6 separate regions of the Mus musculus genome follow, and regions 1, 2, 3, 4 and 5 are each linked to region 6. The links are chromatin loops, found by intact Hi-C in ENCODE. Cell type or tissue: left cerebral cortex. All regions are shown on one strand.

What was found. A loop is a pair of places that touch in the nucleus more often than their neighbours do. Peaks named below come from ENCODE experiments on the same cell type or tissue, not always from the same donor. Only the 100,000 strongest peaks of a DNase experiment are listed, where the experiment ranks them.
Region 1: it touches region 6 in a loop (3-fold over the local background); 5 of 42 quality-filtered maps call a loop at or near these places.
Region 2: it touches region 6 in a loop (2.7-fold over the local background); 6 of 42 quality-filtered maps call a loop at or near these places.
Region 3: it touches region 6 in a loop (8-fold over the local background); 35 of 42 quality-filtered maps call a loop at or near these places.
Region 4: a loop joins it to region 6, with 6 times the contacts of the local background. A loop is called at or near these places in 35 of 42 quality-filtered maps.
Region 5: a loop joins it to region 6, with 7 times the contacts of the local background. A loop is called at or near these places in 19 of 42 quality-filtered maps.

What each region holds. Positions count from the first base shown.
Region 1 is chr11:61,101,860-61,106,859 of GRCm38, reverse strand. No RefSeq gene overlaps it. Among named protein-coding and RNA genes, the nearest start is that of Tnfrsf13b, 22 kb to the left of the region's middle. In left cerebral cortex, a CTCF peak has its summit at 2,366 (motif pointing left); a DNase peak (open chromatin) is centred at 2,366.
Region 2 is chr11:61,172,440-61,177,439 of GRCm38, reverse strand. Usp22 (ubiquitin specific peptidase 22) reads left to right here and starts at 2,381. Exons shown (of 13, transcript NM_001004143.4): 1 at 2,381-2,725. The coding sequence starts at 2,555. In left cerebral cortex, CTCF peaks have their summits at 1,880 and 3,059; DNase peaks (open chromatin) are centred at 2,184, 3,095 and 3,729; H3K4me3 peaks cover 2,688 bases; H3K27ac peaks cover 1,837 bases.
Region 3 is chr11:61,413,968-61,418,967 of GRCm38, reverse strand. It overlaps the pseudogene Gm12271. Among named protein-coding and RNA genes, the nearest start is that of n-TWcca5, 8.5 kb to the right of the region's middle. In left cerebral cortex, CTCF peaks have their summits at 916 (motif pointing left), 2,249 (motif pointing left) and 4,213; DNase peaks (open chromatin) are centred at 903 and 2,280.
Region 4 is chr11:61,407,547-61,412,546 of GRCm38, reverse strand. n-TWcca5 (a tRNA gene) reads left to right here and starts at 4,560; the gene lies at 4,560-4,631. In left cerebral cortex, CTCF peaks have their summits at 2,194 (motif pointing right), 3,248 (motif pointing right) and 4,810; DNase peaks (open chromatin) are centred at 2,209, 3,786, 4,252 and 4,551; H3K4me3 peaks cover 1,898 bases; H3K27ac peaks cover 1,633 bases.
Region 5 is chr11:61,712,164-61,717,163 of GRCm38, reverse strand. Slc5a10 (solute carrier family 5 (sodium/glucose cotransporter), member 10) reads left to right here. Exons shown (of 15, transcript NM_001382268.1): 2 at 848-919; 3 at 1,382-1,486; 4 at 1,841-1,900; 5 at 2,024-2,128. Among named protein-coding and RNA genes, the nearest start is that of Slc5a10, 5.3 kb to the left of the region's middle. In left cerebral cortex, a CTCF peak has its summit at 2,348 (motif pointing right); DNase peaks (open chromatin) are centred at 2,091 and 2,359.
Region 6 is chr11:61,502,205-61,507,204 of GRCm38, reverse strand. It overlaps B9d1 (B9 protein domain 1), which reads right to left and starts at 2,061. Exons shown (of 7, transcript NM_013717.3): 1 at 1,934-2,061; 2 at 793-861. The coding sequence starts at 1,996. It overlaps B9d1os (a long non-coding RNA gene), which reads left to right and starts at 2,119. Exons shown (of 1, transcript XR_141098.4): 1 at 2,119-2,820. In left cerebral cortex, CTCF peaks have their summits at 2,321 and 4,074; DNase peaks (open chromatin) are centred at 1,334, 2,164 and 2,857; H3K4me3 peaks cover 1,867 bases; H3K27ac peaks cover 1,799 bases.

The sequences.
Region 1 (5,000 bases), 400 kb after region 6:
ACTGTATAAATTTATTCCCAGTCCCTTTTAAGGAGGGATTCTCTAAGAATTTATCCCCAAGTCTGGAAGTAGCAGCATAAGCCTTTAATCCCAGCACTTGGGAGGCAGAGAGAGGTGGATCTCTGTGAGTTTGAGTCCAGCCTGGTCTATGAGTTCCAGGACAGCCAAGACTACATGGAGAAACCTTGTCTCAGAAAAACCAACCAACCAACCAAAAGCAAGAAAATGTCCCCTATATCTCTGTCTTCCCTTGCATTAATTTTTAATGAATCTTTTCAATATATATGTATTCTGGTCTGGAAAATACTTCTACTCTCAAGCCTTTACTCACCCCATTGCTCCTGCCACACCTTGATGCCCCATAGAGAACTCTCTCCTTGACTCCCTTGGCCTCTTTATCCTGGAGATTGGTTGTTGATCCAGCCATGGGCATGAAGGCTTCATGTTAGGGTTGTGCTCCAGTGAGACCAAAACCTATGAGCTAAGGTGTGCCTTGCTGGAGGCCTTACTGAAGGCTCATTTGCAACTGAAAGACACTGGCTGAGGCTAGTCTGTGGCAGATTCAGAGGAGGAGAACGGCCATAGGTCCACAGGAGTCACCTCACCATCCTAGGAGCACCCCCACATGGGATATGACTGACAGTAGTGCCTTGTTCAGGTTGGATCCATGCATGTTGTAAGGATGTCTTCTGTCTTCGCTCTCAACCACCTTGCTGGTCCCAGTATTGGCTGCCACCCTGGAGCAGGTCAGATTGGCGCATGCACCTAGCTGTATTTAATGACTGAGTGATTCCTAGCTAGTTTGGGTTTGAGAAGTTTCTCCTTTAAGTTTAAGTCTACCCCAGCTGACAAAGATTTTGGCTGTGCAGTAAAACAATGAATGGTCAGGGTAACCTGGCCTTCCTGACTCCCACGGTCTCCATGTGTAGACTTGCACATGATTTCAATCTGGCCTGTCTAACACAAAGGGGAAAGGGATGCTCAGCTTAGAGCACACCTCAGTTGTGTCAGTATGGTGAGACTTACTGACTGGCCCTGTCAATCAGCGAGGTCACCTGCTTTCAGAAGCACCTAAATGATGGAATTCTGACCTCTATGACTGGTCCTGGCACATAATCTCAAAAACTGGTCTAAATTTGATCCCTAGACTTACAAAGCGCGTGCACACACACACACACACACACAGAGCGACCATTTTGTTTTACTTCCTAATAGATCAAGAATTCTGGCAACCTCAGACACATTGAGCTGTGATCATCCTGTAATTAAACCTTTATGTGGGTAACTTAGGAAGGACTCTGGGTTGCCTTCGTAGTCTATATACTTCATGGCTCCTCCTACCCCCCCCCCCCCAGCTTTCCACTGTGATTGGACACCATATGCGGCTCATATGACACCCTTGGTGACCTTTCCTTTCTGTGCACCCAGCCTTTACTCAAACACTGGCTTCTCTGCCTCCAGGTAGCTCTGCTCTCGCCTCCCTCTTGGCTTCTCCTGCCCCAGCCCCTTACTGCTCTCTACATGCAGGGTTCTCTCTCGGAGCTGCATTATCCCCACATACTCACTCAGGAACTTCACATAGGGAACCTGGAATAATGACTATGCCCTCTCCCGCAGAGAACACCCTTTGCCTCCATGGGTGGCTAATGGGTGGCACCACCAAATGCATGTCCCTTTCCCATGTCTGACCTGTCTCAAGTACAACCCAGAGGAGGGTTGTTTATTCAGTATTTTCCACCACCTTCATTAAGGACCCGTTGAGGCTTTTGACCTAACATGGAAAAGTAGATATATAATCCTAACTGCCTGCTGCACACGTGACAGGTCTCAATCTGGTCTTTAGCACACAGCTGGGCTGATAAAGTTAATATTCATAAGTTAGCCGCCAGGCCGGGCTCCATTGGGATGCTAATACAGAGCCTGTATGATCATAGCAGGAGACAATGAGGTGAGGTTCCATCAAGACCGTTCAAGGGAACGAAAGAAGGCTGCAGACAAATCCACTAACTATGACTGGTGATGGGCGATAACACGGAGTCTCTGAGAACCCTGCCTTCTTGGATAGCTAAAAGCCTGAGCAAGTATCCAAAGGAGACCCTGGGCGTCGGGAAGGCCAAGCCATTTTGACTGTATTACAGACTGCCCTTCCTGGCACTGACACTAAGCAAAAGCTTTGAGACTAGACCGAAGTCTCCAGAATCCCTTGCCAACTTTACTGCACAAACTCTTCATGGTCTTCAGAAAATGAGAGACAAAAGTGTCCAGTTGGAAAAAAGCTGAAAAACCGAAGCAAGGATTGTAGGTCGGCACACTGGTATTAACAACCGACCAGTCCCTGACTGGCCCAGGCAATCCTCTAGCGCCACCTAGTGGCACTCTGGTTCAGTCCCGATGTAGAAGAGAGTTCCACGGAAGCTGTCTGCACGCAGTGAAGGAAAACGAGGAACGTGGCCCAGTACGAAATCCCAAAGTTTCTCGCAAGATTATGAGATTGGCTTTTTGTTTGTTTGGGTAGTTTTGAAAGGGGGATATCGTGGCACAACTGCATGTTCTCACGTGTGAACACTGTAGATAGCAATTTCTTGTAATGTCAAAGGTTAGACATGATTAGAGGAAACAAACCCAGCCCCCGGTAGAAGGGCTTTGCTGCCATTGTGACCCAGGGCATGTCAGCCATGTGTGCTCGAAACTACCCTGGAGCAAATTTCCAGTCAGCAAAATGGGTTCCCAGAAGGGAGAAAATGTCCTTCTCTTGTTCCTGTGGGAAGGCCAACTTTTGGCTCAACACCTCATTGTTAGAATAGACCTTGAACAAAGTCTGCCAGACCATGCCCAAGTCCTTATGCTGAAACTCCGGCTACTCCCCGCTGTGAATGTGAAGCCTGGATTGCACTGGAGGCCCCAAGATGTTGGAGGTGCCAAAGCTGAAGGCTGCTAAGAAAAACTGCATATACGAAGTAGAAGTATGTTCTAGACAGTACAGTTGGGTGGAGAGAGCCGTCTAAGCCCTTCTACACTGAGTGTGGGGCCATAGGATTTGGTGTTTGCCCTGCTGGCATCTGGTCTTGCTCTAGTCCAGTATTCCCTCACTGTGGCCCCATTTCTCCCTCTTAGAATGGCATTCTAAGTTGGAAGTATGTAATTTGCTTTCTGATTTTGCAGAGGGTTACAAATAATTTAGAGACTGCCTGGCATCTCAGAATAAGCTTTGGACTTTTAAACAGTGTTAAGACTGTGAAAGACTGTAAAGTTTAGATAAATAAATTTTGTATTACAATATGTTCATGACCCCATGAGAGCCAAAGAATGGAATGTGATGGTTTGAGTAAGAATGCTCCCCACAGCTTTTTGGATGGGAATAGCGCGAGGACAGATGTAATTACTAGTGTCTCCCGGTTTCAATGGTCGATCCGTCAGGATTCGCCACAGGAGGATTTAGATTTAATAAGGCTTACAGACTAGGATTTTAGTTGCTGCACAGCGATTGAGTTACCATTGTTTTGGGGGGGGTGGAGGGTAGGAGAATGTTCCCCCCTACACAGGCTTTTGCATTTGAATATTTCCTTTGTAGTTGGTGACACCGTTAGGAAATGTGGCCTCTTGGGGGACATACGCCACTGGAGCTGTACTTTGCTAGTTGCTCTCTGCTTTGTGTCAAGCTGTGAGGTCACAGCTTGCTGTTCCAGCCACTGTGTCTGCCTGCTGACATGCCTCCACACAGTGATGGGGATGGACAGACGCTTATCCCTCCAGAAGTGTGGGCCCACATTAATCCTTTGAAAAGTTGCTTTGGATGCAGTGTTTTATCACAGCAACAGGAAAGTAACTAAAATAGGGCACGGAGGTCCTTGTATTCAACTTTAAGCTCAGCCCTTGGGAAGCAGAGGCGGGGCAGGGGCAGGGGCAGGGGCAGTGGCAGGTGTGGGAAGCCACATGTGCCGTTGCAGAGTGACGCTGGCTACTGCTGGCCACCACGCATAAGTTTGGGCAAACAACCAATGTGTACATATGCAGTAAAGTTTTTTGCCAAGATACTGCCTGGCCCGGGCATGATAATGAGGTTCTGTGAGGTACTGAGAGAATAACCAATCAGATGTGAGACATGCAAATGAGGTATGTTAATGAGGTTCTGTGAGGTACCGAGAGAGAATAACCAATCAGATGAGGAACATGCAAATAAGGTAGAATGCATAACCAATCCGGGTGTAAGACACGCCTCTGCAATCAAGCTCTCCCAATAAACATGTGCAGAAGGCTCCTGTTGCAGCATTGAGTCAGACGCAAGAGGCAGAGGCAGGGGCAGGGGCAGGGGCAGGGGCAGGGGCAGGAACAGGGGCAGAGCAGAGGCAGGTGGATCTCTGAGAGTTCAAACCCAGCCTGGATTACTTAGTAAGTTCCAGTTTAACCAGAAGTACACAGTGAGACACTGTCTGAGAGAGAGATGGGGGTGGGGGGAGGAAGAGGAAGGGGAGGAGGAAAAAGAACAGGAAGAAGGGAAAGAAAGAGGAGAGGAGAGGAGAGGAGAGGAGAGGATTTATTTGGCTAACAGGTTACAGTACAGTATAAAGAAAAGTTTCAAGGCAGGAGCTTAAAACAGAAGCCAGTGGGGAATGCTGCTCACTGGCTTATTTCCAGGCTCACATTCCTCTGCCTTTTTTACACAGCCCAGGCCCACCTGCCCAAGTATGGCACCACCCACAGAGTGCTGGGCCTTCCTAGTCAATTAGCAATTAAAAAAAATGCCTCTCAGATATTGCCATAGGCCAGTGTAGTCTAGTAAGTTTCTCAGTTGAGGTTCCTACTTCCCAGGTGTCTCTTTGTATCTGATTGACAGCTGAAGCCATGACCGTGGGTTACCCAAAACTAAGGATGTATGAAAAATGTCTTATAAAAACCCTCTGGTTAGCAAGCTCATTTCAAAATATAACTTTGAAAAACTTTGACGGGAATTACCCTTTGAGGCAGACAGTGCTACTCCCAGAAGATGTGGTTTATCAACC
Region 2 (5,000 bases), 330 kb after region 6:
TTTGGTCCCTAGGCCCTCACACACTGGGCATAGTTATGTGTACCTATAATCTCAGCACTCAGCAGGTGGATACAGAAGTTGGGTCATCCTTAGCTACAGAGTGAGTTTGAGGTCAATCTGGGCAAGATGAGACCCTGTCTAAGCTGTACCCACCCCCAAACACACACACACACACACATACCTAACAAACAAAAAAAGGTAAACTAAACAAGTAACTGTCCCCTGACAGATATAGTGATACATTCTTTCAAGTGAATCAGGTAGTGGGGGTGGGGTGGGAAAGTGACTGCCATTGTCAACAGGGTGACAATGGAACACTTTCACTGTACAGGGAGTTTCTGGTGAAGCCTGGCAGGTGAGGGAGTATGAGATTTGGGGTGTGGTGGAAAGCACTTTAGGAAGGGGCTCTGGATGTCTGCTAATTTGTCCTAGACCCAGGTCCCCCTCATCCCACCAGACAGGGTTTCTCTATGTAGCTCTCACTCTCCTAGAACTTGCTCTGTAGACCAAGGCTGGCCTCAACTCAGAGGTCCACCTGCCTCTGTCTCCTGAGTTCTAGGATCAAAGGCATGCACTGCTCAACACGGAGTCTTTGTTCTAGTTTTCCGTCCATTAAACTCCACAACTTCCGGATCATGGAAGTCTTGGCAGCAGTTGCTGTTTTGTTTTGTCCCACCTGTGTTGGATTGCAGTAAAATAGCCAGCAGTGGGATAAGAATACCTGAACAGCATCACATGTAAGCCAAGGGCTTCCCAAGACAATGACTGTACTTGAAAGGTTTTGTGTGTGTGTGTGAGTGAGTATGTTCCCTCACAATATGCCCTGAGTGACTCATTCACACACAGAAGTCCTTTAGTAAGCCAAAACCCTCATGCTCAAGTCCTAACTATAAAATGATGTAATATTTGCCTCTAACCTATATGGTCTGTATGCATCTTACCAGCTTCCCCACCCCACCCCTTCCTCTTTTTACTATGAGTCTCACTATTTGCTCTGGCTGACCACAAACTCCGGGCTCAAATGATCCTCCTGCCTCAACCTGAGTAGCTCCCAAAATATTCATATACACAGACACACCAACCCCCACCCACCCCCTTCTCTATGCTGTAACTCCTCTCTGGGTGATACTCAAATGCCAACTAAGATAGCATGCTAAGCCATATCTAAGCCTGAATACGACCATCACTGCTCTAAGACCAAGCTGGTACTCATTGGACAAGCCACAACTGCAATTGCTCCTCGGAACCATGACATCAAAATGCCTGTCGGCAATTTTTCTCGGCTGTCTTGTCTGCTAGCTGCTGTTACTGCAGTACACCGATGAACTCTCTACTTCTTCTGCCTTTTCTGTCTTGGAGAATTATTTCACTGCTCCACATCATGGGTACCTGTCTGCCTGAGTTTGACACCTAGCTGTTATCCTGTTTAAGGTATAACAGGAGAGAGGTGTCTATTTACTCGGTATATACAATTTGTAGGGCAGAAGATCAATATTTTCTCTTCTGAGTTGGTTTGCTGCACATCTGTGTAACCCTCAGATAGGAGAGCTAAATGCATCATAGCTCTATACTGTTCCTACTTAATAATAGAGTGTAATGTGGCTAGTACAAATTGAATTGCTATACCAAACCTGTATAACACGATATTTCAAAGCCAATGTAAAAATTTGACTTGATATTCTGTCTTTATTTGACTGCTTGTTAAAATTAATTTTATCTTTCTTGGTGCAAAATATTGTACAAAATGTAGCCACTAAAAAAATTCGTATACCAGTTGGCATTCTAGTTCAATAGGATAACGCTGAATAATATCCTAGGGAAGGGAAGATCTGTATTCTTGCCACGCCCAATCTCCAGCTGTGGCATTGCGGTACCCAACACAGTCGCCAAGATGGCAGTCTCTGCAGAAACGCCCACACTAGGAACTCCAAGGACCAACAAACAGAACCTAGAAACCCTCCTTTCAGAGAACTCGCAGACGCAGGCCCTACCCTGCCCCACCCCTCCGTCGCCCCGCCTCTTTGCGGCAGAGCTCAGGCCGGTGCAAACCGGTTCAGTGGCCTGACTGACACTCAGTTTTACCCAATCCTCAGCACGCCCCGCCTTCCAAGGAGAGACTCGAAACGTCAAATCGCTGGCGTCTCCGGAGGCGGTTCGAAAGCCTATAATAGGCGCAGACCGTGTCTTAGACCGGCAAACCACCAATGGTGTGACGCGAGGGCGGGACCCTGTTGACCCAACCCGAGGCCTTCGGCTTTTCTCTGGAGCCAGCGGGCGAGAGGAGGGCTGATAGGCGGGGTCTAGAGCAGCGGAGCCTGCGCACTAAGGCCGCCGGCCTGGGTGACGTTATCCTTTCCCGCGGACAGCTCCGCCCTGTCCCGCCCAGCCTCGCCCCGCCCTCCTCGAAGTCAGAGGGTGCTGCGCGTGCGGTGGGTGCTGCTGTAGCCTGCCTGAGTTCTCAACGCGGTCTTTGTCCCCCAGCTTTGTTCTCGCCGCCCTGGCGTCGTCCTCGCCCCCGTCGCCGCCTGCCCCGCGCGCCCGGGCCTTGCCCGCCATGGTGGCCAGGCCGGAGCCTGAGGTCGAGGCCATGGACGCTGAGCTGGCGGTACCGCCGCCTGGCTGCTCGCACCTGGGCAGCTTCAAGGTGGACAACTGGAAGCAAAACCTGCGGGCCATCTACCAGTGCTTCGTGTGGAGCGGAACTGCCGAGGCTCGCAAGCGCAAGGTGAGCCCAAGGCTTGCGCCGCTCTGCGGGCTGGGAAGCGGGGAGTGTAGGTGGGAGAGGGAGAGGGGAAGCCTGGTAGTCGTGGGGAGGGAGCCTGGCCTTGCGGGGAGGGCGTGAGGGGAAGCCTTGCCGTGAGGGGGTGGGGCCGAGGAATGGGCAAGGCGAAGCCTCGCGGTGCAGGGAAGGGGCTAGAGGAAGCATCCCGGTGCAGGAAGGGGGACTAAGGAGAACCTCGCAACGTGGGGAGGGGGCTAGAGGAAGCGTCGTGGTGCAGGGAGGGGGCTAGAGGAAGCATCACGGTGCTGGGAGGGGTCCAGGGACCACCTAGTGGACGCTGTTGGGAGTGTGGCGGTGGAACCCACGATGGGAGGGGGAGGGGTATCTGAGTAGGAGGAGGAAGATCTGTCTGGACATTCCATTGAGGAGTATTTGTCTGTAAAGGTAGTGGTGGGGGCCTGGGGTCTGCAGGGTAGTTCCGTGGATAACAGCTCGTTCCCGGGGCTGAGACCCTTCGCGGACACCTGAGGCTGGCAGGGCCTCCGCGCACTCGAGTTGAGAAGCGAGATTTTTAGGACGTAGGAGGTGATTGACAACCGCAGCCTTCGAGAGTGGCTATTTTGTTGTTTTGGGTCCTGTAAATCTCAGCAACTATGATGATTTTATTAGTGATTTGGAGATGGGAAAACATTATTTTCTAATTTAAAAAAAACTTCATAATTACAATTTGATTTTGAAGGTGAAAAGTGGAATAGAAAATTTTGATTGTTTCTATCTTGAGTAGCATTTTATAACGGGAGAACTGACAAATCTGCTGGGTGTTTCATGTTAAGCATCAAACTCTCCCTCTTTAGTTTCTCGAGGCAGGACTTCTCTCTATAGCCCTTGGCGTTCTTTTCTTTTTTCTTTTTTCTTTTCTTTTTGGTTTTTCGAGACAGGGTTTCTCTGTGTAGCCCTGGCTGGCTTCGAACTCAGAAATCCGCCTACCTCTGCCTCCCGAGTGCTGGGATTAAAGGCGTGCGCCACCACGCCCGGCTGCCTTTGGCAGTTCTTAAACTCGATTTGTAGATAGCTGGCCTCTAACTCACACAGATCCACAGGCCTCTGCTTCCAGAACGATGGGATTAAAGGTGAATGCAAACCACACCCCCCCCCACTCCCACCCCGGCCTAAATTCCCCCTTTTTAAATCAATCGTGGCCATAATATAAGTCTTTGAGGGCGTTAAAGGCTTATGTTCTGTAAGAGTCTTTTAGGATTGGAGCAAGAGTTTTGGTAATAGAAGCATATGATAAAAAAATTACTAGAGTTGTCTTACTTTGTATTTTGAGACAGGAGCCTTTCTCTGTGGTCCAGACTTAACCACCCAGTCTTCCTGTCTCAGCCTCGTGAGAACTAGGATCACAGCAGTAAACGGTCACTGATCCATTCTGTTGCTTCTTGGATTGAGATGTGCTATAAAGTCATTTTTACATTGGGATTAAATGGAGGAATCTTCCCCTTTCTCTTTCCTTGTTTTGCTTTCTTCATCTCCCCAGACTCTTAGTTTTGTATAGCACTACACAAGGAAATGAAAAGTTTCCTTTTTAATTAGGGCTGCTCAGCTCAATGTTTAAATCTCCACCGTGCTACAAGTTCTTTGTTAAGTGATCTTCACAGCCAAGAGTTGGGACACCAGGACAACACTCAGAAATTGTGTTGTTTTGGTGGACTAAATTAGGAAATGAAGGCAGATAGCTATGCTCTGAAGGTGCCCAAACTTAAGGTTGTGAACAGAACTTCACTCCTGAAGTTCTCTCCGACTTAGAATGTTTTCATTTTACAAGTCAGTGAGTCATAAAAAAAAAAGAAAAAAAAAGTTTGGCCTTGCATGGTGGTGAAAGAAGAAGAAGAAGAAAAAGAAAAAAACAAAGAATACAAATGACCAGTAAATATCTGGAAAGGTATTCCTCTTCAACCACCAGAGCAAGGCTGGTTAAAACTGTGCTGAAATTCCATCTTACCCCAGGCAAACTAGGTACCCTGAAGAGAAAGGAGAGCAAATGCATGGAGAAGCCTTATGCACAATTGCAGTGGGGATGCAGACTGCTGCAGCCTTCTGTGAACCAGTGGAGAGTTCTCAAAGACCTGGTCACTGAGCCACCACACTCTGAGGTATAGACCCAGAGGTCTCTAAACAAGCACAGCGATGCAGAAAGGGGGACATCTGGGGAGAGGGAGGGGAAGGAGAGGGTAGTATTGGAGGTGAGTTGAACAAGGTACAGTGATAATGTAATAAA
Region 3 (5,000 bases), 88 kb after region 6:
CCCTCATGAGTGCAAGTTTCCCTTGCCCAGTTGTCTTCTATCATTTAGAACAGACAGATCATATGCAGTCCCTGCTCCAGTTGGTACAAGCCTGGGGTGTCCTAGTTTGCTTTCTCTTGCTGTGATAAAGACCAGGACCAAACGCAAAGGAGTGGGGAAAAGCATTTATATCTGGCTCACTCATCCTGATCACTGAGGGAAGCCAGGGCAGGAACTCAAGCAGGGCAGCAACCTGGAGGTGGGAACCAAAGCAGAGACCATGGACGGACCATGATCACTGGCTTGTTTTCAGGCTCACAGTCAGCTGACTTAATACAGACCAGGTTTAACTGCCCAGGCATGGCGCCTGCCACAGTGGGCTGGATGCTCTTACATCAATCATCAACCAAGAAAATGTCCTAAAGACTTGTCTAGAAGCCAGTCTGATGGAGGCAGTTCCTTAGTTGAGATTCTCTCTTCCCAGATACAACTAGGTTTGTGTCAAGTTGAACACACAACAAGCAAACCAACAAATAAACAAAAACAAGCAAACAGTAGGAACCTAACCAGCACAAGAGGCAGTTCCCTTTTGGGTGCTCACCAGAAAGTGGCTGTGAACACCTTTGTATATGTCATTAATGGAGGTAAAACATCAGTGCAGCGTGTGGAGACCCAGAACTTGCCATTGTCCCTCTAGTTCTCGAAGGCCAGAAGCAGAGCCTGTGCAGGGTCACATGACCAGGGGAGGCAGTTAGGAAAGACATCTGTTGCTTCTGCTGTCCTCACTCAGCTGGCTGAGGGCTCTTTTGCTCGACCCACCATATAAAGCCCAGGCGGTGAGGACAAAGTCCTCAAGTGCTAACCAGTCTGTCCTCAGGATGTCCAAACAGCTGGCAGTGTGCATGTGAAGCAGAAGAGCATGGCGCCCTCTAGTGTTACAGTCTGGTTAGGGCCTCGGGTACCTGAAAAGATCCCCCTTGACAGTAGCCAGAATTAACAGTTCTCATCCTGAGGTCTGAGACCCTTGCTCCTTTGTTCTTTGGAACACTTCTGCTAAGTAGGGCCTGCAGTTTCTGTTTTCTGGGTCTTTAAACCCGTTTATTGTTTTCATTTTATTTTATTTTATCTGTGTGGTTGGGACTTACATAACCCAGGTTGGCCTTGAACTTGCTATATAGCTGAGGTTGACCTGGAACTCCTGAGCTTTCTATCCCCACCTCCCAATTTCCAGGATTACAGACTTAGCTACCACACTAGGCTCCTTTATCCGCCTCTGTCTGGATCCACCCTCTCTAGCCTCTCCTTTCTCTTGCCCTGGCTTCTTCCTGGTTCCGAAACTTCTCTTCCAGCTTGGCTTGATGACCGCTCAGTTGCCGGCACCCACCTCGACTGTTTCCGTTGCTCTCTGCTGTCATTTTTTTTTTTTTTTGCCTCTTTGTGTTACAATCTCAACTTTCACAACAGAAGACAAGTGAAGACCATTGGAGAGAAGCCTTTGCTGGCTCTTTAGGGAAGCTGGGTGTCTCCCAGCAACTCACTGGATGAGGTTGCTTATATAGCCCAAGAAATGAGAAGGGCTAGGATGCTAGCATGGACTCTGGAATGTGTCCCGGGTACTTGTGACACCGAGGGAGTCTGGAGGCCAGCATGGGCTTTGATGAGCTGATAGGTGCCATTGATGTCCCTTCTTCCAGAGCAAAGGGAACTGATTGCTTTTGGTGGAGGGAAGGTGTTCCCCAAGTTCCTGAGGAATGCTGGCTTCTATCTAGCCTCTAGATATCCTCCTATAGCCCAGGTTGAGCTCATTGTGGATATTTGGACTGCCTTTTGGAATTAGGGGAGCTGGAATATTCTTTGAACCTGACATTGTTACACTTCAGTCTTAGCCTTCAGACCAGCTCAGTCTATGAGCAGAAGGGAGAGGCAACAAGCTCAAATTTCAGACTGTGCAAGCAACACACCCCTGTAGGCATATATTTTTCTTAACCTACTTTAATAAGAGTTCAACCTCTCCTCTGGCCCACCACCCACCAGAGGTAGTGGAAAAGAAAGGTTATTAGGGTGTTCGCAGCCTTCGTCCCGCAGCCGCCGCTCTTCAACGCCAGCGCCGCCTCTCTCTTGCCGAGCTCCAGCCGAAGGAGAAGGAGGGGGTAAGTAAGGAGGTGTCCATACCATGGCTCGTACAAAGCAGACTGCCCACAAATCCACCGGAAACAACTGTAAAGCACCCAGGAAACAACTGGCTACAAAAGCTGCTTGCAAGAGTGCGCCCTCTACTGGAGGGGTGAAGAAACCTCATCGTTACAGGCCTGGTTCTGTGGCACACCCTGAAATCAGATGCTATCAGAAGTCCCTTGAACTTCTGATCCGCAAGCTCCCCTTTCAGTGTCTGGTGCGAGAAATTGCTCAGGACTTCAAAACAGATCTGCGCTTTCAGAGTTCAGCTATTGGTGCTTTGCAGGAGGCAAGTGAGACCTATCTGGTTGGCCTTTTTGAAGATACCAATCTGTGTGCTATCCATGCCAAACGTGTAACAATTATGCCAAAAGATATCCAGCTAGCTAGCATACGTGGAGAATGTGCTTAAGAGTCCACTATGAGGGGAAATATTTCATTCTTAAAAAATTTTTTTCCCTCTTCTTCCTGTTATCAGTAGTTCTGAATGTTAGATATTTTTTCCATGGGGTCAAAGGTACCTAAGTATATGATTGCGAGTGGAAACATAGGGGACAGAATCAGGTATTGGCAGTTTCTTCATGTTCATTTGTGTGTGAATTTTTAATATAAGTGCAAGATGTAAAGCATTAATGCAAGCAAAATGTTTCAGTGAACACATTTCAACAGTTCAACTTTGTAGCAATTATAAATAAACCTGTTAAAATTTTCTGGACAATGCCAGCATTTGGATTTTTAAAAAAATAAGTAAATTTCTTATTGATGGCAACTAAATGGTGTTTGTAGCATTTTTATCACACAGTAGATTCCATCCATTCACTATACTTTTCTAACTTAGTTGCCCTACATACAAGTACATGTTTTTAATGTTGTCTGTCTTCTGTGCTGTTCCTTAAGTTTGCTATTAAAATACATTAAACAAACAAACAAACAAACAAACAAACAGAAAGGCTATTAGGATATGGGGAAGTGGACCTGTTTAGAAATAGTTCTCTGAGGCGATTCCAACCTTAGTTGTTCTCAGTGCAGTCTACTAGTAAACACCAAATATAAGCCAGCAGCTGCAGTTCAGGCCACTGGGCAGACACCACACAGGAACCAACAGCTGAAGTTCAGGCCACCAGGCAAATACCACACAGGAACCACCAGCTGCAGTTCAGGCCACTGGGCAGACACCACACAGGAACCAACAGCTGCAGTTCAGGCCACTGGGCAGACATCACACAGGAACCAGCAGCTGCAGTTCAGGCCACTGGGCAGATACCACACAGGAACCAGCAAGGGCAACTCAATCCAGAAGAAACTGCAAGGCTCTCCAACTGGCTGACTCCACTGAAGTGGCAAGAAGCCACAGGAACCTCACAAGAAGTTCTTTGACCAGTTTCTCTCTGTGAAGTCACCACAAGCAAAGCTCAACAATGCAATGTAAGGTGAACCAATACACACGTGTTGTCAGCGAGATCTTGCGAGACGGAACAAAGCAAACCAATGCTCAAGCTTTCATTGTCTGTGGGTCATATTTATATTCTTTCTGAACAACGTAGGTCCTTCCACATGTTTGCTATAACAACATCCTTTTACCTGTGTCTGCTTCAGTGAAATATTCTTTTATATATCTGCTTTAGGAAAACATCCCTTCACCTGTGTTTGTCCCAGCAAAACATCATTTGACATACCTGACTTTCCAAAGAAACCAGAAGTTTCCATTTCACATCCCTCCCCACGTTTTAAGCTCCCATATGTATGTACTCAAAGGGGCTAACACTCTCTGAAGTTCTGGGGATTGTCAACCCGAAGGTCACCGTCTCTGCCCAGTTAGTGACAGTGGCAAGGGAGCGTCTATCCTTTCTGTCCCTCAGTCACTGATGTCTCAGTGTCTGCTATACCTGGGCTCCTGAATCAGTAAATTTGGTTTGTATTTACCACCCCACTCCTCCTAACTCCTTTCATAACAAGCCCACCCATCTCAACTTTCTACTCTCTCTTGTTTTTTAAAAACATAATTCATAGAGTCCCATTTGTGCCTACCCCTTATGCTTTTGTGTGGCGCCATCCAATGGCTGACCAGGAACTGCATCCTTAAAGAAACTGACTTTCTTTCCCCCAGAAACCACCAGCTACCAACAGCACCTGAGCTAAAGGTGAGGCTCATGAGACATCTCTCTCCATGCTAGGATGCAGCCTGGCTTGATCTTGTGCAACCACAGCTGCTAGGCTCATGGGTGCTGCGGTTCTGTCATGCCCAGACGACACCATTTCCTTCTGGTCCTCCCCACGCTCTGGCTCTTTGTATCTGCCTCCTCTCCCATGGTGGTCCCTGAGTCTCGGAGGGAGTGTGATTCAGATGATCCATTTGTGGCTGAGCACTCCTCAGACTCTTATTCTCTGTGAGTTTTTTGCGTTAACTGCCATCCACTACAAGAGTTTCTCTGATGAGGTCTGAGAGCTGCCCTGTGGGTACAGAGATGCGAATTTAGAGGGAAGTTGGATACTATGTTCATTTAGCAAGATCATAGTGGGTTCAGCACTATGGATTTCAGAGTTCAAGGCCAGTCTGGTCTGTAGAACAACCAGGACAACCAGGGCTACACAGAGAAACCCTGTCTCAAAAAACCAAACTAAACCAAACCAAACCAAGGAACTCCATAAAAATTCATGAGTCGGGCCTGGCATGCCAGCACCTCTGAGTGCCATTCCCAACACTGCATAAAGATCGAGCCTGGTCCACAACGGTGCAAGCCTGGATTTCCAGCATTAGGGAAGTTGAAGGAGGAGGATATGGAGTTCAAGGTTAACCTCAGCTACATGCTGAGTTAGGCTAGCCTGCTGCTTCCCCAAATGGGGGG
Region 4 (5,000 bases), 95 kb after region 6:
AAAGGAGGGGAGGTTTCTTTGGGCTCATGGTTTCGGTTGTCATCAATTGGCCCTGTTGCTCTGGGCACATCATGGTGGGGACATGATGTTCCACCTGTTCACCTCCTGGTGACAAGGAAACAAAGGGACAGACAGTGGCCAGGGCTTTAATGTCTCTTTCTGTATCTGTCCGGCGACTACGGAGAACTGGGTATACCTGGAATAAGAGCTGAGGATGGAATTAGGATGTGCGGACGAGAGAAATAACAGCCGAGGCATAGTTCTCTGATCAAGGTTCAAATTTTAATATTCAGCTCTGAATATATATAGGAAAACCCAAGGACACATCCCCTTGTTTTGGCTGGGTTCTGTTGCTTGCTTCAGCCGGATTGAGCTGCAAAGTAAGCTCAGTGGGCGGCCAGCTCCTCAAGGCTCAGGCGGGAAGACAGAAAGGCTCCAGCCTTGGAGACTTGTTAGGCCAACTCAAGGCTGGGGGAAGGGCACACCTTTCATAGGCAGGTGCCAATGATCTAACTTCCTTCTGCTAGGTCCCATGGCCTAAAGATTACGTCATTTCTCAGTACTGCCACAGATTAGGGATTGCAACACATGGTCCTAAAAGAGATATGAACCTTCCAAAGCCACTTACTTAGATCTACACGGGGCTACACGGACCAACATCATCAGAAAAACAGAAGCCCAGACCACAGGATCTTGCAAAGCAGGGAGGACTGAGAGGAAAGACAGAACGATTAGTTTGTGCTGTTTGATTTTCCTCTTGTTATGGGTGGCGGATAAGGCTCGGTTGGGAGAGAGCTTGCCTAGCATGTGTAAACCCTGGCATTAACTCACGGTTGAGGTTGCCACTTCCCAAGGACCAGTGGGATGGGCAAACAAGCAAACAAAACAAAACAAAACAAAAAACACAGAGGGGAAAAACCTGAAAATGGACCACACAGTAGATGCTGAGGCCGTCCTAGGTGTGCTCCTCACATCTTCCTCCAGGGGAGAGCTTGCTGTGGGTACAAGTGCACAGGCTCCAGCTGTCAATCTACTACTCAACATCCAAGCAGTCATCGCATGGAGGAGCAGCTAAGCCATGCCCACTCCCGCCAGCTGGCGCACATCTGGCCAGGTGTGCCTCACAGCTGTCTGCTTCTCCACCCGTGCGGCTCCACACGCATCGGTCCTCCGAAACACTCAAAAGCCCAGGAGCTGCTGCTGGAAAAGTCCAGAGTGCAGTTAGCGGGGAGACCGGGTGTTGCTTAGTGGGTCAGGATGTGTGTGCCTGGTGCTTGCAGAGGCAAGAGGAGGAAGTTAATGCCTCAGAACTGGAGTTACAGCCAGTTGTGAGCTGCCATGTGGGGTGTGGGAAATTGAACCCTGGTCCTAACTCACAGAGCCAGAGATCTTCAGCCCTCTTACTGCTTCATTAGTACACATTCTCTAGAGGGAAAAAATAAAAACTGGGACAGAAACATCTAAAACATCTGTCAGCCTGATCCGGGCTGTTCATCTGCCTCTCTCCATTGGATTCTACTTCACTTGGGTTCCTCGAGGACCCAGGGCTGCTGGGTCCCCAGAGTACCACTCCCACAGATTTCCCCACGCCATCTTCATTCATGGCTTGCTCTCATCTCTATCCCTTCCCATGCACACAAGAGGGTGACAAGAACTCAGGTGCAGCTCCTGGCTCACCATCTCTGTGAGTGCTGTCACCTGCAGGCTCACAGTGCTCCCTCCCGTCTCCCCACTTTTCTGCCAACATATATGTTTACTTCTGGTGCATTGTATCCTCCCTAGCTGTTCTCCGTTTCTCCTTATTCATTTAGTGTAGACAATCCCATTCCAAGTGCATGGCGATAGTTTTCTAGGAAAGAAATTATTGCCTTGAGCATTAGAAACAAAGAAAGCAGCCTTTCTCACTGCACTTTTAACCTGAATGGAAATGTAAAACAAAAAACAAAAATGAAAACATAACAAAAAATCCATTCATTCATATAAGTGAGCCTCTTTTCTGAATCTAGTACATGAATTTTTGAGGTGTTGTAAAAATATATTTACTTATGAGAGAGAGAGAGAGAGACAGAGAGAGAGAGAGAGAGAGAGAGAGAGATATGGAGGGAGAGAGAGGAGTGCAAGGGGACAGGGACAGGGACAGGAGGGACACATCTTGAGTCTTTGTATTTGGACCAGGTGCATGCAGTACCCAAGTACACCAGAAGAGGGCGACAGATCCCCTGGAACTGGAATTTCAGGACCATGCTGGCCACTTTAAGGCAGGTGTTGGGAACTGAATCCAGGTTCTCTGGAAGAGCAGCACCTGCTCTTAGCACTGGCCCCAGGTTTTCTTGGTTGTTTACTATGAATTTTTTCAAGTGTCTTAGGCAAGAAACCCCCTTTTCACTAAGGTAAAAGAAATAACTTCAGAGATGCTCATGGTCGGGCTGTTACTAGGAGAGTGACAAGGTTGGCAATTGTTTTAAACTCCAGCCAGTGAAGGAGTGAGGGCAGAGGAGCTGGGGACTAAAGCCAGTGTCTGCGTGTGATCTCTGTGTCTACACTGAGGCTTGCCTGAGGATGTGTGGGTTAGAGAGACAGGAAGGACAGACAGTCTAACCTGATTGGTCTCTTTGAAGACTGACAGAGTGGATGAAAGGGACACCTCTCTCCACCCCAGAGACCCTGATTCTTATTTCTTTTCTTGCTGTCTCTTGGACGACATGCTATGGTACAGCTTCTAAAATTAAAGTTAGCCAGACATGGTGGCTCACATCTTCAATCTCTGCACTCAGGAGGCAGAGGCAGGTGGATTGCTATGAGTTTGAAGCCAGCCTGGTCTGTATAGTGAGTTCCAGGATAGCCAAGGCTATGTAGAACCTGCTGAAAGGAAGAAAGAAAGAAAGAAAGAAAGAAAGAAAGAAAGAAAGAAAGAAAGAAAGAAAGAAAGAAAGAGGAAGAGAGAAAGAGAGAGAGAAAAGAAAAAAGTTTGATTCTGAGAATCCAATAAATCCTAAAAAAAAAAAAAAGAAGTGACACTACTTTTGACTTTAATATAAATTTATAAATTTAAATTTAGTAATAGAGAGGTGTGGCCAAAGGAAGGAAGCTCAAGTGCTAATACCATCATGCAGCTGTATCTGGTTTGTAAAAGTCAGGAAAGATTGTGTAAAAGGCCTAATGCATATAATAATAATAATAATTTATTATTATTTATTTATTAAGTCCTGAAAAAGAAATCCCATAGCAACCCACAGAGGCCAGAAGAGGGCATCAGATTTCCTAGAACTGGAGTTACAGATGACTGTGAGCCACCCAAAGTCATTGTTAGTATTGTCCAGAATATTAACAATTTGCTTAGGAAGGAAATCATTACTAAAAAATCTATGTATCTGTATCTAATGTTAAATTTCGTAGTTTGATCACGTTTTAAAACCGTATGCCCCCAGAGAATGTTTTATGTAAACAACATTTTAAGGTTTTATGAAACATTTAGTAGATCCAAAGATATCATTTTAGTAGATTTTAAGATGGTAAGAGCATCTCAGTTTATGAGTATGTATTTATCAGGACTTTCAAAACATCCAAAACCATGTGCGTTAGCACATATGCACATGCGCATTTAAAAAGTACAATTGTTAACGCTGTTTAGGCATTTGCCCTTCATTTAGGATGCTTTCTGTGTGTGATCTGTGCACTGGTATACGTACGGGCCACAATCCGGACGAAGGAACAGCGCCGGGAGATAATAGCAATATTTCCCACATATTGTTCTTTCCTCTAAGAAATGTTTACTTATGTAGTTAGTAAAGCTGCCGGGCTTTTTCTTGTTTATCTAGCCGTTCGCTTGGGCGTCGCTCTCTCGAGTCCCCGCATTTCTTCCTAGCGGACTGGGAACCAGAGCTGGCGCCTGAGTGCCTGCCGGGTCCTGGTCATCCCGGACCCGCCGCCCTGGTCCCGGTGCTCCCCCGGTCGGTCGGTCTCCGTCATCCCGGACCCGCTGCCCTGGTCCCGGTGCTCCCCCGGTCGGTCGGTCTCCGTCATCCCGGACCCGCTGCCCTGGTCCCGGTGCTCCCCCGGTCGGTCGGTCTCCGTCATCCCAGACCAGCCGCCCTGGTCCTGGTGCCCGCCCGGTCTGTCCCCGTCCTCGCTAACCGTCCTGCCTGATCCCCCTCACTCCTGCCTGACCGCTCCAGGCCCTCCGTGGAGGCGGCCGCCATCTTACAGGGCGGGGCCCGCAGCCGTGCATGGCTGTCAATTGGGTCCCCGGTCCCACGGTCCCCGGGAAGCTCCCGGTTCACAAGCATCCCTCAGTTCCCCTCCGGCGTCCCCTCTCCCGTGAGTGTTCACCCAGCACTGTGTGCTCCGAGGGTCACCGCGAGAGACGGAGGAGGAAGAGCCAAATGTCTGTCGCCGAATGTCAGCTTGGCATCCTCCCGGACGCCGTTCCTGTCGGAGCTGCGGCATTCCGAACTCCTCTTCTGCTCAGACGAGCGACAGCGCTCTGTTCCGAACCTCAGAGCCCAGGAGCGAGCCGGTGAAGCGAGGCCTTTAGCGACACAGAGTCGCAAGCTTGCTGTGACCTCGTGGCGCAATGGTAGCGCGTCTGACTCCAGATCAGAAGGTTGCGTGTTCAAGTCACGTCGGGGTCAAGTTAGGTTTTTTTTCACCGTCAACCACGACAGAATAGAGTAAGTACCAAGTCATAAAGAAGAAATGAGATCAGTATCGGATCAAATCGCCTTTCTCACGCCATATAAGACAGCCCTCTTTTTTCCCTTTCTTGAGACTACGAATACCCGAATGCTCGCTCGAGAAAGCGATGACTTGTGATGACCTACAGGAGGTGCTAGCAGAATCAAGGGGAAGGTGCGCTGACTCAGCCTCTAACGCCCTGGTTCGACCCTCGGATTCCACCCATGTTCCCTCCAGTTACCCGGGCTTGTGTGAGCAATCAACACAGAGCTTTGTGCTTTAATATAGATCTCTCCTTGTTTGCCTTGAACTTACTTTTCTCAGCT
Region 5 (5,000 bases), 210 kb before region 6:
TCCAGTTCCAGAGGACCTGACACCATCTTCTGGGTTCTGATGGCCCCAGACAGGAACATGGTGCAAGACACACATACAGGCAAAAAACACCTACACACATAAAATAACAATAGCAATTCTAAAAAGCAAAGTGGAGACAGTCACACTGACGTTCCACTTCCCCAGTGTGAAAACAGCTTCTTCCATGACGCTCCAAAGTATCAGAAGGAAGAGGCTCTGCTGCCTGTGAAATAGGCCAGTTTCCATCTGAATGGTAGATACAGTTTCCCCTGCTTTGTCCCTTGCACCAAAAACGTAAAGGATCCCAAGGTTCCTGCTCCTGCCCTGCCTTGAAAGGACAGTCACCCTGGAGTTGACAACTTAGAGGTTTTGTTGCCTTTTTTGTTGCTGTTGTTGTTGTTGTTGTTGTTTGTTTTTGTTTTTAGCCATCTGTAAAACCAACCCCTCTTGCTTGACCAATAGGAATTCTGCCTTAGGAAAGCAATACAGCCCAACTCTGAAACAGGAAATAAACTGGAGGCAGGTTAACTGTATATTTTCCTGGCTGAATAATATTCCATTGTGTGGATATGCCTGTTTTGTTTCTTCATCAGTTGCTGGACTTTGAGTTGTTACTACTTTGGGCTATTTTGGAAAATGCTATTTGTGAATATTCTCTCTCTCTCTCTCTCTCTCTGTGTGTGTGTGTGTGTGTGTGTGTGTGTGTGTGTGTGTGTGTGTGTTCATGTTTTCTCTTTGCGGGTCACATGCATTGCAATGCTCAGAGTACACAGGGACTGTCAGGCATTTGCCAGAGGCAGAAGCATCTTCCATTCAATGCACTTCCTGCCTTTTTCTTTTTCTGCAGTCGGCTTGTCGAGCCAACAAGAACACAGTGAGCGGCTACTTCCTGGCGGGCCGGGACATGGCTTGGTGGCCGGTGAGTTCACCCACCTTCTAGCCTCTCCTTTGTCCACAGGCTGACTTCATCAGGATCTGTATCCCTGAGGACTCTTTATGTCCCCCCAAGGTCTCTTTATGTGCTTCAATCAAGGTCCCTGTCTAATACCACCAGCCCAATGGGATAAGCCTGGGCTGGAAGAGACCCCCAAGTTGCCTGTGTAGGGACAAACTGCTATAAGTTCTGTAAAGGGCTTTGGAGTCTGAAAAACTCTGGGGTTTTTTGTTTGTTTGTTTTTTGTTTGTTTGTGCGTTTTTGGTTTTTATTTTGGCCTTGTGGCTTACCTATGGGTACCCCAACTTGTACACCTGAGCCTGGGATCCTTATATGTGAACAGGGTATGTTCTCCTTTTAGACCTGCCAGGTTGGAGGAGGTGTTTCTGGTCTAGGTGGAGCTGATGTAATGGGCTCACAGTGATCACTTTTTCTTCCCCCCTGCAGATCGGAGCCTCACTCTTTGCAAGCAGCGAGGGCTCTGGCCTCTTCGTAGGATTGGCCGGCTCGGGTGCTGCCGGAGGCCTGGCTGTGGCTGGCTTTGAGTGGAATGTGAGCCTTGGAGAATGGGCACAGCCCGTGGGAGGGCTGAGGTAGAGGGTGAAGCCACACTCACTGGTCCCTGGATGAGGGGGCTCCCAGCAGTGTGTATCAGTCAGGGCCTGCCAGACTGTGGCACGCAGTATGCCACAGACAGCTGGTCTGTAGATACAGAAGGCTGGGCAGCCCGGCAGTCCAGAGACATCCGTAAGAAGCTCCTAGCTTCTCACAGCAAAGCAGGAGGGGCGTGTGTGTGTGGGGGGGGGGTAGCCTCAGCACTACTCCTCTCTGCCACATCTGGCTGTGTGCCAGGGCAGGGCTATTGAGTGCTGAGCCCACAACCCTCCCATGCCTCTGTCCTCACAGGCCACATATGTGCTTTTGGCTCTGGCATGGGTGTTTGTACCCATCTACATATCTTCAGAGGTGAGTCTCTTCCTGGGGCCATGGCAGAGGCTTGACCCTCACCAAGTCCGGAGGGACAGGACCTCTGGATGGGGCTGGCCCTCCCGATACTCACCTTGTTCCTCTTCTCTTTTGCCTCCCCAGATCGTCACCTTGCCTGAATACATTCAGAAGCGCTTTGGTGGCCAGCGCATCCGCACGTACTTATCTGTCCTGTCCCTGATGCTGTCTGTCTTCACCAAGATATCGGTGAGTTGCCCCCCAGCCTGCGCCTGCGTGGAAACTGTCGGGAGCTGCGGGAGCACAGCATGGGAGGGGCCTTAGAGACTAGCTCATCTGGCAACTTGTGAGTGCACCAGCTAGAGAAACCAGGGAGAGATAGTAACCTGGGCAGAATCTCCTGATGCTGATGCAGGGAAGGTAGGGGGAGGAGATCTGAGCTATTCAAAGTGAGCCACATCTTACCACTAGAGGGAGCCAAAGGCCTCATGATGCCTGCCAGTCCTGCGCTCTAAGTCTAACTGGGCCTTCTACCTGCCTACAGCTTTCTCTTAGGACCTGACCCTGAAGTGTCAGAAGCAGGAAGCTCACTTCCAATCTTAAAGTAGGAGCTCAGGGCCTGTCTGGTCCAAGCACCTGGTTTTACAGATAGGGAACCTGGGGCTGTGGGGGAAGGTCAGTGGGCTTTGGGGGAGGCCCCATAGTTGTAGCAGGCCCAGTAGGGGATGCCTAACCTCCATCAGCAGCAGGCTCCTGAGAGGAGCTGGAGCCTGAGTCAGACACACACTGAGGGAGGCTGCCCAGCCTGGTCCTCTGCTTCCTGTGGAGGTCAGGACCTGGGGAGGTGGACGCTGCCTGTTTCCTACAGCATCAGCAACAGCATACCACAGCCTTTCCTAGATGTTCCCAGAGAGCATGATAGTTTCCCTTCTGTAGGGATTCCTCTCTAGTCTGGAGGGGCCTGGACTTGAGTTGACTGTCCCTCTCCTGTTCATCCTTTTACCCACACCCCCTTCCCACCAATCCTACCTCCCGGAAGCCAGGCAGAGTGGAAAACGCCTGCTTCTGGCCTGTCTAGGACCCATTCTCCAGTGGGAGGTGGATGGATACACAACACAGGCGAGCCAGGTCTTGAATGAGGAAGAGATGGGACTGGGCTTCAGTAGAGAAAAGGATGTGATGGTCAGGGGAGTGCCAAGGAGAGAGAGTGGGCCTCATAAGAGGTGTCTGGGGACCATTGCTAAGGACATTTTCAGGACGGTAATCTCTGAGGTCAGCCACAAGAAGTGGTGGGGACTGGGGCACACTTGTAAACATGTTCTGCCATTCACAAAATCAGCCACATCTGCCTCTGGGACAGAGAAACTGCTCTGCAGGGCAGTGGTGGGACAGGAGACTGCAGCCTTAGGCTATGAGAGGTCAGAGAGCCCCAGAACTGTCGGGTTATCAGCTGGGGGTAGCCAGGGCCAACTTTGCAGAATCTCTCAGCTGAGCTGGGGATGAAGGAACAAGGACATGGGCCGAGTGGGTGGTTCCTTTCCCATCTACGACCTTACACTGGGAGGCTTCAAGTGGGCCACTGGGCAGGACTTCAGAGGGCAGAGGGACGCTCAGTGCATAGGAGGGGCCTTGAGGCAGCTCATCTGCCAACTGCTGAGTCCTTCACCAAGGTTATGGTGGCCAGGCCAAGGTCAGCTAAGATCTCTGTCAGAACCACAATAACCAGGATGTGGCTTCAGACTCTGCCTTATGGGTGACTCCGAGTTAGCAGCTGTAAATGGGGAGCAGTCAGTCAAGGTCCTGCCTCAGCACCAGGCGGCTGCCTGCTGAGACTGAGGGGAAGCGGGAGGAGGCACACTAATTGCTGCGCTTGGTTTGGGAGAGGCTGGGCCCGCCCTGGGTCTTGGCTTCGGAGTGGAGCTATTTGAAGTGCGTGGGCCACACTAGGCCCAGACACAGAGCCCAGGAACGCCCTGCCTGTCTGTACAGCCTGTCCAGGCAGAGGTCACAGGGCCCTCCTGCTGCTGTTATTCAAACTGGAGCACCAGCATGCAGATTTACACGGCAGGTGTGGAAAATCACAGTCCCAGCTCAAAGCCAAGAGTCTGAATGCGGCTCCATCACCGTGGGGCTCTGGGCCAGTCATTTAACCTCTGGAAAGTAGGGAAGTGAGGCATGACACTACCTGCCCCTTAGTATAGGCGAGCTGCAGCCCACAAGGTGATCCATCACACTGCTCCTGCTACCTCACTGGCCTCATCTCTCCCTCTCCCCTAGAGTTGCACACTGCACATCAGCCAACTTGGCCTCCATGCACTTCCATAAACACCAGCATCTCAGGACTCTGCATTTGGCTCCTTCAGTCGCTCTTCTCTGGGGATGCATGCTCTACCTCCGCCTCTCTGGATTCTCAAATCTCTCCTGCTGCCCCTTTCTCCACAGGTCTTACTTACTTATTTACCCCCTTACTTTCTCTCCCTCTTCCTTCTTTCCATTGACATTTCCTGGGACTATGAAAGTTGGCTTAGAAAGTCATAGGTGAGTTTAGTGACTCATCTCTACAATCCCAGCATCTGAGAGACTGAGGCAGGAGGATTGCTATGAGTTCAAGGCCAGCCTGGGTTACAGACTAAGACCCTATCTCAATAAGTCAAGCAGAAAGGATACACTGTCTGCCCATCCTATTTATATTCTCTCTGTTTATATTCCCAGTGCTACTGTGCACCTATCCTGCCCTTAAGATGGAAGGAGATAACAGCCAGGCATGGGCTCCCACCTTCAAGCCCTCCTTTGTTTTCCCCTGTGGAGGTCTAGAGAGTAAATTACTTCAGCACTGAGTACCACAGCCTCTGTCCTGACTCAGTCCTGCCAACCACAGCCAGTAGTGCCATGGGATGGGGTGGGATGGGATGGGATGGGATGGGATGGGATGGGATGGGATGGGATGGGATGGCCTACAGGCTTCATCTCCATTCTCTAATCTAGGGAAACATGCCACTTGCCGTGTGCCTACCATGTGCTTGGGTGTGGGTGACCAGGCCAGCCCTGAATGCACTTTCCAGACAGACCCTGCACACAGACAGGATCCCAGTGAGGAAGCAAGCATAGAGGGAGCAATAGA
Region 6 (5,000 bases):
TTCTCCAGCCCCAAAGGCAGCTTACAACATCCTATAATTACAGCTCTAGGGGATCTGACCTGTGGCCTCAATAGCCACTTGCATTCATACCCATACACAGATATATACACACACATAATTTAAAATGGAATTAATCTCTAATATATATTGAAAGCATTAGAAAAACCAAAAAATATTAACATGTCCGTGATACAAATGAAGAAACTTGGGCTCAAAGAAGTCGGGCTTTAATTTTATTTTTTCCATTTGTTTGGTATTATATATGTAGCCCAGCTTGACCTTGAATTCCTAGAGATGCTCCTGCCTCAGCCTTCTGTGCTGGATTACAGGCATATGCTATCCTGTTTGGCTTCCACTTTTTAAACTATTGTATAGTATCATAGTGGTCTGCACTGCAGCCGCTTCCTGTGGTAAAAAGACTCCTTAAAACCTTAAGAAGAGATCCTTCATTTTGTCCTGGCTCCTGGTTGTTTTCTGCTGCCTGAGAAGGGGCCATGTTTTGTTTTCAGGTGGGGGTATTGGCTGATGCTGTCCAAAGCCACTGGCAGGTGGTTCTCCAGAGCCTGCCTGGTTAGGCTGCTACTTGTCCCTCTCAGCTGCCACTAACAGACTCCAGGGGTACACCAGCGAACCCAGTAGTGACTGTATTCTATAAACTAGCTTTCCCCCAAAAACAAATGCAATGTTTAGGTCATCTCTGACCTTAGTGTCTACCTCTTGGTCTCGAATAGAAGGGTATGATTCAGGAATCACCAAAGCTCTAACCAGAGGAGGCCCATGAGTCCAACTTACCGCTGTTGGGGCCCAGTCCTGGCCATACACAAAGCAGTACTTGCAGTAGAGGTCATCATACTCTGGAAACTGAGAGAAAAAGTATACAGGATTCTGTCTAGAAAGGGCAAACTGGGCCCACACATTAGCTAGGCAGATGCAGTGGACAGGAATTAGGAACACGAGGCATCTGGGACTGAGGAGGTGGACATGGGTTTCAGGGCGGGCAGGGAATGGAAATCAGGAAGTCAGGCTTAGTCCCAGACTGCCAATACCCGTAGGTTATTTTGCTCAGGGTCTACTTTCTGTCTTGTCTTTCTCAGTCCACATGTGGTAGGCCCCTTGCCCATCTTTCAGAGTTCCCCTTCAGTCTCTAGCTGGCTTAAGGATCATTGCTTGGCTCCCTTCACTTCTCTGCATTTCTGCATGTGGGTACCTAATGTCTATCTGATAACCCTGTTAGACTGAAGAAGGAACAGGTTTCATGCCTCAGCGCATCTCCAGTGCTGGGCACAAATTAGCTCTACAGAAATGATGCTCACGTGAAACCCAGAAGCTACAGGGCCAAAGAACATGGCTAAAACTGAGGGTCCCGGAGAAAGGAAGGCCCAGGGCAGACGCCAAGGAAGGTGTCCAGAGTAAGCAGCCCAGACATCCTCTAATCGGATAGAGGAAAACAGGGAGGACGCAGTACCAATGAATGGGAAGGCAGGAACACCTACTGAGCTTCAGACTTGGCAGAACCTAAAGCATGTCAGCCAAACCTCAGAATATGTAGGAATAATGGGCATTTTCAACAAGCAGCCCAGAAGAATAATGTAGCAAAGTTCTGTCTCTTAGACGGACCGGGTCAAATCCCACCTTGGCCACTGCCTTCCGGTAAGTTCCCAGCTGTTAAATGGATCAGCTGAGTCTTCAGTCCCATTAGTCCTAGGCCACCACTCAACCAAGTAAACAGGATCCAAGTGGTACCAGCTGAACGCCTCGAGGTCTGTTTTCACTCAAGCTTGTCCGGTTCATCTACCTGGAGCCAAGGTTCTCAAATGCTGCTTCTCCTTTCCATTTATTTGAGATGCTCAGAGCATCTTGGCTTTCTAGGAGCTGAGCGAAGAGCCCGGGGAGAGAAACAGGCCGTCCCCGGGCGGAGTCCACGACTGCTTACCTGTGCGCTCTCTACCTGCCCGGTGATCATGAGCAGGAAGACGCTGGGACTTGCTGCAGCCATTGCACTGATGGGCCGGGAGACCGGCGCAGGCCGCGCGCTGTTGCCAGGAGGCTCTCGGTTGTCTTGGAAACAGACGGTAAGTCGTCTAGGACAAATTTCTCAAGCGGTGACGAGTTCGCTCAAAGGTAAGAGTGCGCAGGCGCAGTAGTCTTTATGGCTTTGGGCACTGTCCTCCGTGTCTGTCGCGCGGAACCTAACCCCCAGGGGCGGGTCCACGGACCCGCACTGTGTGACTTCACTCGTCTGGCCATGCTTGAAGCTCGCAGGCTGCAAAGCTGGATGTTGAGAAGAAGCAGCACCGGCACTCAGGCCCGCGGAAAGTCACGTGCTAGAGTTACCTCTCTCCAGGTGGTGTCGCTGTTGCCACACACAGCGACGGCAAAGACGCCATCGTTGGAAGGCTTGGTGCGCGGGAGTGGTCCAGCGGGCATCACCCAGCACATTGTCTCAGGTGAAGAATGCGCCCTTCAGCCCTATGAGGCTCTTGTCATCGAAACCCGGAGACTCCATTTGTCCAAGTCCCGCGTCCTGCATGAGAAGCTGGAGCCCACGGAACCAGTCACCCAATTTTGGAAAATCACTGGTAGCTCAGGGATGTCAGAGCTTGGTCCCAAGCCACCAGCATCCTTTTCGGTAGACACCATTGTTAGTGCTTGGATTCAACTGCACTTACTCTATCACTGTCCAATTCAAGGTGGCTTAATGCGAGCTTCTTGCCTTTAGATCCCCAGCTCGACTCTAGGGGCATTGAATGCCTGGTCCTCATTGCCCGGCCAGTGCAAAATATTTGGGAACTACTTCTTTAATAAATAAAATTGAACACATCTCAGTTTTCTGGAGGGCGTGACTGAAATCCAGACCTGGAAGGTAATTTAGCCATATTCGTTACAGGAATTTAGCTGCAGAATCAGACTTCACTTTCAGAGCTTATAAGGAAACATCAAAGAGCACATTAATGATGAGGGAGCCTGGAAACAAACGGATGCAGATGTGTATACTTTAGGGAGCTCAGCCTGCAGTAATGACACCAGGTCACGCTAACTGTTAGCTTGGAAGTCAGTTGGCGGGATTCCCAAAGCCACCTATGGGGAAGAGGAAAGGCATGTGGTCACAGCGTTCTAGGTGGGCCGAGGTGCAAGCATGTAAGAAATTCTTTTAGCTTAGAGCCAAGAGTCATACAAGCAGAGGCTCTAGGCCCCTCTCTCCTAGCCGGTGGCTGCCACTTGCTGTTCTTTACTGAAAGCGTTGGAAAGATACAGGCTACTGAAAGGAAGCCTTCTCAATCCCCAAATTACTCATTAGATAAGGCTTTTCTGTCCTAAACCAACAGGATGAGACATTTAGGAAGAGGTCTGTGCTGGCTAGTTTTTTTGTCAATTTGGCACAAGCCATAGTTATCTGAGAGGAGGGAACCAAGATTGAGAAAGCCTCCATGTGATTGGGCTTGTAAGCCTGTTGAACATTTTCTTAATTAGTGATTGGTGGAGAAGGGCCAGGCCCACTGTGGATGGTGCTACCCTAGGCTGGTGATCCTGAGTTCTATGAGAAAACAAACCTGGGGATGATTTCAGTCACTGGTACCTGTACTCTCTCAGGCCTTTTCTGTCCTGTAGGAGAATGTTCCCATCTAGTTACTAAAGGCATCCATAGCAGGAGATACCGTATGCTCCTGGTTTGGGCATATGAGTGAAGCCATAAGTCTTCATCAAGGAACCCTCATTTTATAAAATGTTTCATTCTCCTTATCACTGCAGAGGTAAGATAATGAAAAGCATCCCCAGGCTCTCACCCAGCAGCTGTAGAGTGCTCGAGGACCCTGGTAGATGTTCTGGTGAGTTTTATGTCAATTTGACAAAAGCTAGGGTCATCAGAGAGACAGGAGTCTCAGTTAAGAAAATGCCTCCTGGGGGCTGGTGAGATGGCTCAGTGGGTAAGAGCACCTGACTGCTCTTCCGAAGGTCTGAAGTTCAAATCCCAGCAACCACATGGTGGCTCACAACCACCCATAATGAGATCTGATGCCCTCTTCTGGTGTGTCTGAAGACAGCTACAGTGTACTTACATGTAATAAATAAATAAATAAATAAATAAAAGTGTGTGTGCACCACCAATATCTGGCTGATATTGTTTAAAAAAAAAAAAGAAAAAAGAAAATGCCTCCTTAAGATTGGGCTGTAGGTGAGCCTGTGGGGCATTTTCCTAATTACTGATTGATGTGGGAGGGCCCAGCCCACTGTGAGCTGAGTCCATTCCAAGGCTGATGATTCTAACTTCAGTAAAAAGCAGCAGATCCCTTCACCCCATGGCCTCTTCATCAGTTCCTGCCTCTATGTCCGGCCCTGTTAGAGATCCTATCCTGACTTCCTTTGTTGATGAACCATGATGGGAGTGTAAGCTGAATAAATCTTTCTTTCTCAACTTGCTTTGGTCATTGTGTTTCATCACAGCAATAGTAACTAAGACAAGTTGGTACCAGGAGAGTGGGGCATGGCTGACAGACCTGACCATGTTGTTTTCGGGAGGACTGTGGAGAGACTTTGGAGCTTTGGGTTTGAAGAGCCATTGAGCGTTGAGAGCTCAGTGAGCTGGTCTGTAGGAAGATAAGAACGTTGAGAGCAGTTCAGATGATGGAGGCCTGGCTTGTGACGTTCCAGAGGGAAGCAAAGACTCCACTGGGCCTTCTGTGTGCAGAATCTGTGGTGTCTGGTCAGCTGGGCTGAAGAATCGGCTGTGATTGACAAGAGACCAGACACGCTGAAGTGAAACCTTTGCTTGGCTGGGACAATGGATGCTGCTCAGCTGGAGATAAATTAGCCGTGACTAAGAAGAGACCAGCGTCACTGAGGTGGAATCTCCTGGGAAGTGTTTCCTGAGTCAGCACACAAGCTGTTCCAGAGGTGGCCCGGGTTGTACCTCATGTTATGTTAGCACCTGAACTTGGTAGTGTAAGAGTCACCCAAGTGGTGTTAGATTTGAAGGCCTAATGGAGTTGTGGAGAGCAGGT